Linked DNA regions of Homo sapiens: region 1 is linked to region 2. Evidence: chromatin loops called from intact Hi-C (ENCODE). Cell type or tissue: IMR-90. All regions are shown on one strand.

Region 1 (5,000 bases), 170 kb before region 2:
ACTCTGGCTGGGTGGGAGCTAAGTCCTGGGCGCACTCTTCTTCTTCTTCTTCTTCTTTTTTTTTTTTTTTTTTGAGGCAGAGTTTCACTCTTGTTGCCCAAGCTGGAGTGCAATGGCGCGATCTTGGCTCACTGCAACCTCCATCTCCTGGGTTCAAGTGATTCTCCTGCCTCAGCCTCCCAAGTAGCTGGGATTACAGGCGTAAGCCACCATGCCTGGCCAGCACCCTTCTTTATAAAGAACTTCCATTTACCATGGTGACTGAATGTCTGTGGTGCTAGGGCAACAGAGTTGACCTGGGCTCTTTCCTGGTTTTTTCGTGTTTAGTTAGCCTTTGCCTGCATGTATTAATCTCCCTGAGATATGGTTTCTTCTTGTCAAAGTACAGTAGCATAATTCTTGAAATAAATGGTTTAGTGACCACTTAAAGGTTGAAGGAAAACATCTCTATTTGGAATTAACTAGTAAAACACTGTAAGGAGAAAAGCACATGACAAAAACCACTGGTTTGCAATTTTAGAGTATTGGCACGATTATTATCAGACAAATAGGGAGGGAGATCTACCAACTTTCCATAAACCATACGAATCCCTGTAGCACCGCTAACTTTACACGTGTTCAAAGGTTAGCGTCAACATATGGACTGCTGCTCACTGCCAGACCTTCCTGATGTGCTGTTTCTTTTGCAGGTACATGTAAAGTGCATTTTCCTGATCCAAACAAGCTTCATTGTTTTCAGCTAACAGTAACCCCAGGTAATATTCTTACATAAGTATTAAAGTGATTTCAAACAGCGAATTATAAAGGCTGCCCAAACCTGTAATCTTTGCTTTGGTTTGTCCTCTAGCTTTTAAAAGATTAACACATTAATAACAATTTCATATGAAGATAAGATATATACTTCATAGTGAATGAAATAAAGCATATTAAAGTGAATTTGAGGCATTCAGTGTACACTCTCAATAATGATGTATAAATATAACTAAAGTTAATGACAGCTGAGGCAGTTGGTGTATAGTGAAGAGTGTGGGCTCTGAAGTCATAAGTGGGTTCCAATCCTTTTCCCTTACGTAGGAATAGTGTGACCTTGGTTAAGTTGCTTAACCTTTTAGCCACAGCCTGCCTATCTACAAAGTGGGATCAAATAGGACCTATCTCATAGGACAGTTGTGGGGATTAAACAGATAGTGTGGGTAAAGCACTTAAGCCCAGGGTCTGGCACACAGAAGCAGACAGAAGATTACCAGCTGTCCTCAGTAAGACGGATAAGTGTCTAATCCCTAAGCTGCCCCAGCATGGCAACATATTTCTTCTTGGTCAAAGTGACAGCAAGAGGAGGACTTGTATATTTTCTAGTTACAATGCAGCTCCAAGAGCTGCAGATTCCCACACTTCACAACCCACTGGTGTTTATGTTGGACAGTGGGTGGCAACCGGTCGATGCTGTTGTGGGGAATTAACAAGAGGGAAGGACGTTTGGTGGTGGAAATATAGGGTGTTATTTTATTTGGGGGATGGAAAGGTAGTGAGAAACTGAGAATTATTAGTCACTAGCTAATTAAAATGTGGAAAAGAATACAGGATTTTGGTAGGTGGCAATGAACCCACAAATAAGTCCCGGCCTTGTCTCTCTGTAGGTAGGATGGGCTTTTTCTGTGGAAGATGTTTGATAATAATAGCACAAGAAATCCTGGTTTCAAAATATCAAAATATGCTTGAAACCTTAAAAAAAATTCTATTTTATCTATGTGATGGTTCCACAAAGGGCTCTGGAAGTATAAATCAGTCTGATACTGATTCTTCTAAGATAAGGAGAGTACTTGGGTATAGGAGTTAATACTAGAACATCATCATTATGTATATATTTTTCTTTTCTTTCTTGTTTTTTCTATTAGCTGTACTTTATGCCAAATAGAACACCATCATTAGAAAGCAGAGTGTTCCACATGCCTGACATCTATAGATAAATGTAGTGAAGGGCTTTAAACTGTGAAATGATGAAAACTCTAACGATCCTTTGGCTGCCTTCCTAAAACACATTGCATATTGTGCTGTTTTTTACGAGAGGTATTGAGCACACTCTAATGCTTTCTTGGTGACTCAAGGTCACTGCTATGGACATCATTTACTATTCTGTTAAGTAATGTAGGGTATTCTCAGAAATCATTGTAGTGATTAAGATTGGTTCTCTGTTTACTAATTTCAGACTTGTGTGTTTATAGTAAAATATTTTCTTTCATCTGCCTTTCTAGGGCATTTTCAATGGCTATCAGGGATTCTGTGGCTCTGCCCATCCCAAGCATGGGCTTTGTGGTCCTTGGCCACTCAAAGATGTTTGTTGATTTTTCCAGGCTCTTTACTGTCATGTGATTGGGTTTCTGGCAAGTCTGGATAAATGTTTCTTCCCCGCCTCCCCTCCGCGTTTTTTTTTTTTTTTTGAGACCAAGTCTCACTCTGCCACCCAGGCTGGAGTGCAGTGACGCAATCTCGGGCTCACTGCAACCTTCGCCTTCCGGGTTCAAGTGATTCTCCTGCCTCAGCCTCCTGAGTAGCTGGGATTACAGGCATGCGCCACCATGCCCAGCTAATTTTTGTATTTTTAGTAGAGATGGGATTTCACTGTGTTGGCCAGGCTAGTCTCAAACTCCTAACCTCAGGTGATCTGCCAGCCTCGGCTTCCCAAAGTGCTGGGATTACAGGTGTGAGCCACTGCGCCCAGCCCCCCTTATTTTTTAACTGAAATTTTTTACTGAATCACTTTAATGTTGTGATTATTGTATATATGACAGCATCTTTGATGTTGGTCTTAGAATTGTCCTTGAAAATGGAGCATAATTGTTACAGTTTTTGTACTCACTGTTCTATCAGATTAAAAAGTAACCTGTGGCTGGGCCCGGTGGCTCATGCCTGTAATTCCCGCACTTTGGGAGGCCCAGGTGGGTGGATCACTTGAGGTCAGGAGTTCGAGACCAGCCAGGCCAACATAGTGAAACCTCGTTTCTACTAAACATACAAAAAAATTAGCCCGGTGTGGTGGTGGTGCGTGCCTGTAATCCCAGCTACTCAGGAGGCTGAGGCAGGAGAATTGCTTGAACCCAGGGGGTGGAGGTTGCAGTGAGCTGAGATTGGCCCAGTGCACTCCAGCCTGAGCGACAGAGCTGTCTCAAAAAAAATAAAAAAAATAAATAAAAAGTAACTTGTGTCTTGGTACCTGTAAATACTTAATGCCTGAATATTCATATTTTTAATAAGTGTACTTCAGGGACATTAACATTGAGCTGTGCACAGCATGCTTTTTAGATACTGTGTATATGCCCTTATTTTGTGATGTCTGTGAATTAGAAAGCTGTGGTGATGCCTGCCCTTTGATTATTAAGAGAAGTGTGGCCGAGATATGCCAACCGGAAAAACTTGCTTCATATCATGGTTTTTAAAAAAAATTTTAGAATCCTGCTCCTCTTCATATTGAAAACAAATTACAGTGATATGTCTAAGTTGTGAAGTTTTAACAATATATGAAATAAAATGATTTTGAAATGGACTCATTTGTAGCCAGTAATCCTGGAGCTAGGGCTGAAAACTCACTAATATCTATGATCTGGGGGTTAGAATGGTCAAGAGTGGAAGAATTGCGTCTGCATTTTCAGCTCACACCTCTTTATCTGGCTCCTGTTCACACTTGCTAACATTTTGATAGTTTTGTTTGCTTTTGGAGTGGTTGCTCATGCTTGGGAATAAATACACTCTTTAGAGAAAAACATGGAAATGTAATTTGGTGATGGGGAAAAGAAAGGGACCGAATTTAGAAAAAAAGCGTCCACATCATCTCGCAAAACAAGAAAAAGTAGTAATAAGTGAAATGAAACAAAACAAAAACGTAAAAGATAGCCTGAAATATCCCGTGGAGGCTTCTGTGAAGTTAGTGGGACAGTTTGAAAAACTGGACCTGTTCAGTGAGTGGCCTGGCTGACATGTTGATGAAGGTCACCTCAGCCTGCCCTGCTGTGATGGTGGTGATGGTTTTAGGCTGAAGGGAACATGGCTTTAAGTAACAATGACAATTTTTTAAATTTAAATTAAAAATTTTATAATCAGTTTTACTGAGGTATAAAATTATAAACAATAAAATGTACTAATTTGAAATGTATAGCTTACATTTGGAAAATGTATACACATATGTAACCATAACCCCAATAAAGATGAAAAACATTTCCATCATTCCCAAAGTTTCCTTCTGCCTCTTTGCAGCCAGTTCCTTGCCCCCTACACCACCATCCAAAATTCCTTTCTGATTTTTATTTCCATAAATTAGTTTTTCTTGTTCTTGAATTTTTTATATGTAAATGGAATCTTATATATGTACTCTTTGTCTCTGACTTCTTTCACTTAACATAGTTTTAAATTTACACATGTTGTGTGAATCAGTAGTTTATTCCCTTTTTATGGAATTTTAATGAATATGTCATAATTTATCTTCCTAGTGATAGACATTTGAGTAGTTTCTAGGTTTTGGCTAGTATCAATAAACCAAAAGCTATGAGGTTTGACTGCCGTGAGCTTTTTTTTTTTTTTTTACAAGCTTTTCGTGTTCATAGTTTTCCTTTCTCTTTAATTCTACCTAAGAGTGGAATTTTTGAGTCATAGGAAAGATAACATGTTTAACCTTTTAAGAAACTTTCCACTGTGGTTGTGCCATACCCTGACCAGCACTGTATGAGAAGTTTCCATTGTTCTACACATATATCAACATTTGGGTGTGAAATGGTATATCATTGGGGTTTTTATTTGCATTTCCCAGTGACAGATGATGTAGAGTATCTTTTCATGTATTTACGGGCCATTTATACATCGTCCTTTCTGAAGTGCCCCAGTCTTTTGCCCTAAAAAAACTTTTTATTTTGTGCTGTGGTCTGAATACAAGTCTTTTGTCAGATGCATGAGCTGCAGATATTTTCTCCCATTCTGTGACTTTTCTGCTCATTTTTAAAAATGCTGTCTTT
Region 2 (5,000 bases):
TCTTATCCAGGAAAGAAAGAGTCGGCGTGCCTGGGGGCACCTGCTAGTCTCCAGCTGCAGGCCGACTCTTTCCTGGCCTGCTCAGCACCTGCCCAGATGGCCTCTGCGTCTTTCCTGTGCCCAGCCCCACCTTTTCCACCTCTCTTCATGTTCTCATGGAGTGCAAAGTGCACCAGCCAGGGCCCCTACCTGGGAGAGGGTCAGCTGACGCAGGGCTGAGGGGGCTGCCACAGGGACGTACGCTGTGTGTTCTTACTGCTTAGAAGGGACGGGGTCACTCACCACTCCCCTGGTCTCCATCTGGGCTCCTTGGTCTTCCCTGCCCCTCCCCTAACCGTGTTCTACCTGCCAGTGGAGCTGAGCACTGCCTAGCCTGGGCCAGAGGGGCACTGGACAAGGGCCTTTGGGGGACAGTAAGTCTGGGCCCAGCTTCTAGTTCTAATGTGTGCAAGATTAACTCACAAATTCACCTCAGAAGGCCTTTCCAAATGGGAGCTCCACTCTTCCCCTCCTCTGCAAATCTTCACAGCCAAGGCCCCTTCCACCCTCTCCAGAGGTGGATGAGATCCCTTTTCCCCTCCCCTCTGAGGTGCTGACTCACTGGTAGGAGCCACCCACCAGAGGAAAGATCTAGAACGTCTTTACAGATTGGAGACAGCCGGGCCTGCTGACCCATCATCCGAATAGCTGAAGCAGAGTCTTCCACCAGGGGTGCCAGGGCCTGGCTGGGTCCAGCGGCTCTGGGATGAGCCTCCCAAGCATCTTTCCCACTTGGGTGGCCATGCGGCGCTGACATTGGACAGGTGGTGGACGAGAGATGGTCCCGAGAAAGGGTGGTCTTGGGAGGGCTGGTCCCAAGCCTGCTGTGCTCCTGTGGCAGTGATGGGGCCTGGGGATGGGGACGGCAGCTCTCATGAGGACACACAGGCTGTGAGCCCGCAGCCTCCTCAAATGTAGCCTCCCACATTTTCCCCAAAGTACAGGACTGTCCCAGAGTAGGTAGTGAAGAGGACAAGGCCCTCGGCAGCGACCTCCAGGGCCTCCTACCTGCTGAGGAAGAGTTAACCCACTGCCTCCCCACACAACAGGCTACGAAGAACCTGGTGCCTCAGGACCTCCTGGGAGCCAAGCTGGTCTGGCAAGGGCGCTCAGGCCTGGGAGAGAAGGGAGCAATGGCCAGTCACCTTCACCTTCTAACTAACTAGCCTCCGGATGAGGTGGCTGCCACCAGGCCCGAATGATCCCCAGGAGCCCAGCTTCCAAACCCCAACATCGAATCAAACATCTCCATCCCCAAGTGCAGTAACACACAAAAACCAAACACTCTGCCCTGGGAAAGGCCTGGTGCGATTCTCAGTAGGACTCACACCCACCCTACCTAGAAGTACTGGGCTGGCCTGGGTACTGCATCCGTGTGTTTTGATAAGGGGGTGATGTGGCCACGCCCTTATCTAGATTTCACTTTGTATCCACTGGGCACAGATATTCTAGAGAACTTATCTTTCACTCTTGTAAAAGCCACATATCCACATCTCTTTCATTTTTCTCAGTGTGTTATGCAGCAATTTATTAAAGTATTTATTGTCTAATAAATACTGCCAAGTGGAATATATTTATATAACTGACTTCGTGGGGTGGTTCAAGTACTTACTTAAGAACTATGTGACACAACAGTTACAAAACAAAAGGCAGACCTTAAGATCCGGAATCAATCCTTTAGCCCAGGTTCACTAAACTAAGCACAGTAAGGAGGAACCTGGAAGGTGAAGTGGAGATGGCCTCCAGCCTCTACGTGGGAGGGACTCCCTTGAAGGCTGGGAGTGAACCTTCCTGGGAAACTAGGGTCAAGCCTCTCGGGAACAGTGGGACATAGGGATGTATGAGTCACAGACATCAGTGTGCAAACACCTGGTTTGCTATAGGAAGATAGTTACCAAATGAATGGTTCTATTTCCTGATTCTGGGGTGCCAGGGCTCTTTTCTTCAATGAGGCCACACTGTACAATGTCCCAGTCCTCAAACTGAAATGGGTACTTGGCTCTTAAAACTCCCTGGGGAAGGAAGGGGCAGCACCAACACTTCGTTCAGTTCTTACTTGTGGCTTTTACACAACAGACCCCCAGGAGGCATCTAAGGTTTACATGAAGCCTTTACCACTGAGGTCCTCGCAGCATGGATACCAATTCCACTCAATCAACTGGGTGATAAAACCATGTGTGTGTGTTGGGTGGGGGCCAGGGAACATTACAAAACAGATTCTGAAAACGCAAATTTTTAGAATCTTACATCATCCTGAGCCAAACATTTACACAAAAGGATCCAAGAGCTGCTTTACTAAAAACTACTTACAGTCATAATGATGACGTTTTCTATATAAACAAGTGCTTGAAAAGTATTTTAAAGCTTATTCTTCTGAGCTTATTATTCTTCATGCACTCTTTTCATGCTTTTAACATCTTTAACAGAAGTGTCCCCCTTTGAGGTGTTATTGCAAAGATTAACCTCATTCCAGCACAGGGCCAACTCCCCACACCTACCTCACGTGGGAAGCAGAATTTCCGGGCCATGCTGAGCAGCCGGCTGCCTGCTCCAACAGGAAGGTGCACACCTACACCCAGGGAGTCCAGATGGAAGCCACTGAACCGAGTCCTCCACAGACTCCTTCCACCAGACTGCAGCTCTCACCAATGGAATGAGAATGGCTAATTCTGTACTGTTTCTGGCAGGTCTGATGCATGAGTAACCTTGTCTATGAGTCTATTTCCTGGCTAAGCCTGAGCTCATGCTATGTAACATTTTGCAACACTATTTCCATAGGGAAAACTGAAAAGAGCTAGAGGGTTCCCAAAGCCCTGGTCTGGGCCTAGCCTTGACTAACCAGTCATCCCCTGGGTCTCTTCATTGCAACATGCCACTTCCCCAACCAGGGTCATCATGACAGTGAAAGCACAGCAAAATGCCCGTGAACTACAAAACATCACACAACCAGCAGCCTGCAGGCCACTACGAGCCAGTCCAAGATGCCTATAATGGTTTTAACAAGGAAAGACAGCATATTCAAAAGCAAACACAATCTCTGAAGGGTCAAGAGGTGCTCACAGTATAATAACTCAAAAGACTAGGAAAAAAAAAGAGAAACCTTTATTTACAACCATGGGAGTCCCACAGGAGTACACAAAACACACAATGTGCACACACACAAAATGAACCTTTTAAGTCAATACCATGCGTGCTCCTGGCCGCGCGCCACCCCTCAGTGCCCTATCCGCACCACCATCACAGTGACGTTGTCGGCCGAGCCCCGCTGCACCGCCTTGTTGGCCAGCCTGTTGCAGGCTGCTTCGTAGCGGGCGTCGGCTGCGGACTTCCCTTCCCGGGTCTGGATCTTTTCATCCTACCAGATGAGAAAGGGAATGAGTGAATGGAGTGACCCCGCACCCTGTCACTTTCCTGAGACATGACTGCCAGGAAGAAGAGCTGCTCTGGTCTCCATCAGGGCTGGCAGGACAAACTGACCAGTGAGTCAGTAGGCAGAGTTCACACTGAAAAAGGGCACAAGGGCTGTCCCACAATGGGAGGAAATGGGGTCTCAGAACTTCTACTTCTCTGAAAACTAAGACACAATTGGGACAACCACCACCCCCGTGTGAGATTTCTCACCTCGAGACAGGACAAGATGAAGTTCACGGCTTCTTCTGGGGTAAAGACCTTGAAGAGCCCATCACAGGCCAACAAAATGAACCTACAACACCAGGGAGAAATATAAACGGGTTTTAGGCCCAACCAAAAAATAAAAAATAAAAAAAGGGCCTGGAGATGGAGATAAAATAAATATTTGTCCAACTATTCAAAGGCTAAGGTTTTTTTTTTCTTTTTTCTTTTTTTTTTTTTTTTGAGATGGAGTTTCACTCTTGTTGCCCAGGCTGGAGTGCAATGACGCAATCTTGGCTCACTGCAACCTCCACCTTCCCAGTTTAAGCTGTTCTCCTGCCTCAGCCTCCTGAGTAGCTGGGATTACAGGTGCCCGGCACCACGCCCGGGTAATTTTTTGTATTTTTAGTAGAGACAGGGTTTCACCACGTTGGCCAGGCTGGTCTCAAACTCCTAACCTCAGGTGATTCACCTGCCTCAGCCTCCCAAAGTGCTGGGATTACAGGCATGAGCCACAGCGCCTGGCCAGGCTAAGATTTGTTTAAACCCACTTAATTTCTGAGACAAAGGTTTAAACTACTTACAAGTATTTGTGGATAGGATGTTATACATCAAAACTGAGACTATCCTTCTCTTCGCCAATTAACAGAATTATTAATTACCTCAAACATTAGGTGCTGTACTTTCTTAGGCAAACTCCAGAAAAATCACTGAATAAAAACATGGGTGTTATGGTAAATATACAAGAATTTATAACACCATAGGCCTTACACCACTTCCAGACATAAAGCTGAGAATGAGCCCAGCCTCGGTGAAACATCCTTGGGCACACACTGCACAGCTTGGGGCTGCATCCAAGACCGAGGCCCAAGAAGGGGCAGCTGTGCGTGTTCCTGTGTTTGAAAACCACATGCTCTCCCTTTCAGAATCAAACCCCCCTAGACCGTCCCTGGAATCTTTCTGAACACCAATGGATTCAATGTGACAGTTCTAGTTTTCCTGGCATTGGGGGTGGGGAATACGCATCCCCACAGCTTTGCGGTATAAGCCACCCTCCTTTTCTCACTGTAATATCTGTGGGGTTTTTTTGTGTTTTTTTTTCTTTGTTTTTTGTTGCTGCTGCTGCTGTTGTTGTTGAGGCGGACTTTCCCTCTTGTTGCCCAGGCTGGAGAGCAATGGCATGATCTCGCTCACTGTAACCTCCGCCTCCCAGGTTCAAGTGATTCTCCTGCCTCAGCCTCCTGAGTAGCTGGGATTACAGGCGCCCACCACCACGCCTGGCTAATTTTTGTATTTTTGGTAGAGATGAGGTTTTGCCATGTTGGCCAGGCTGGCCTCAAACTCCTGAC

What was found. Peaks named below come from ENCODE experiments on the same cell type or tissue, not always from the same donor. Only the 100,000 strongest peaks of a DNase experiment are listed, where the experiment ranks them.
Region 1: a loop joins it to region 2, with 2.0 times the contacts of the local background. A loop is called at or near these places in 1 of 110 quality-filtered maps.

The regions. Positions count from the first base shown.
Region 1 is chr2:237,994,055-237,999,054 of GRCh38, forward strand. UBE2F (ubiquitin conjugating enzyme E2 F (putative)) reads left to right here. Exons shown (of 10, transcript NM_080678.3): 4 at 690-755. UBE2F-SCLY (UBE2F-SCLY readthrough (NMD candidate)) reads left to right here. Exons shown (of 19, transcript NR_037904.1): 4 at 690-755. Among named protein-coding and RNA genes, the nearest start is that of UBE2F, 30 kb to the left of the region's middle. In IMR-90, no CTCF peak of the experiment used is centred here; a DNase peak (open chromatin) is centred at 2,077.
Region 2 is chr2:238,167,283-238,172,282 of GRCh38, forward strand. It overlaps ERFE (erythroferrone), which reads left to right. Exons shown (of 8, transcript NM_001291832.2): 8 at 1-1,608. ILKAP (ILK associated serine/threonine phosphatase) reads right to left here. Exons shown (of 12, transcript NM_030768.3): 11 at 3,661-3,742; 12 at 3,120-3,394. The coding sequence ends at 3,254. Among named protein-coding and RNA genes, the nearest start is that of ERFE, 11 kb to the left of the region's middle. In IMR-90, a CTCF peak has its summit at 2,118; DNase peaks (open chromatin) are centred at 1,859, 2,239 and 2,809; H3K27ac peaks cover 4,003 bases.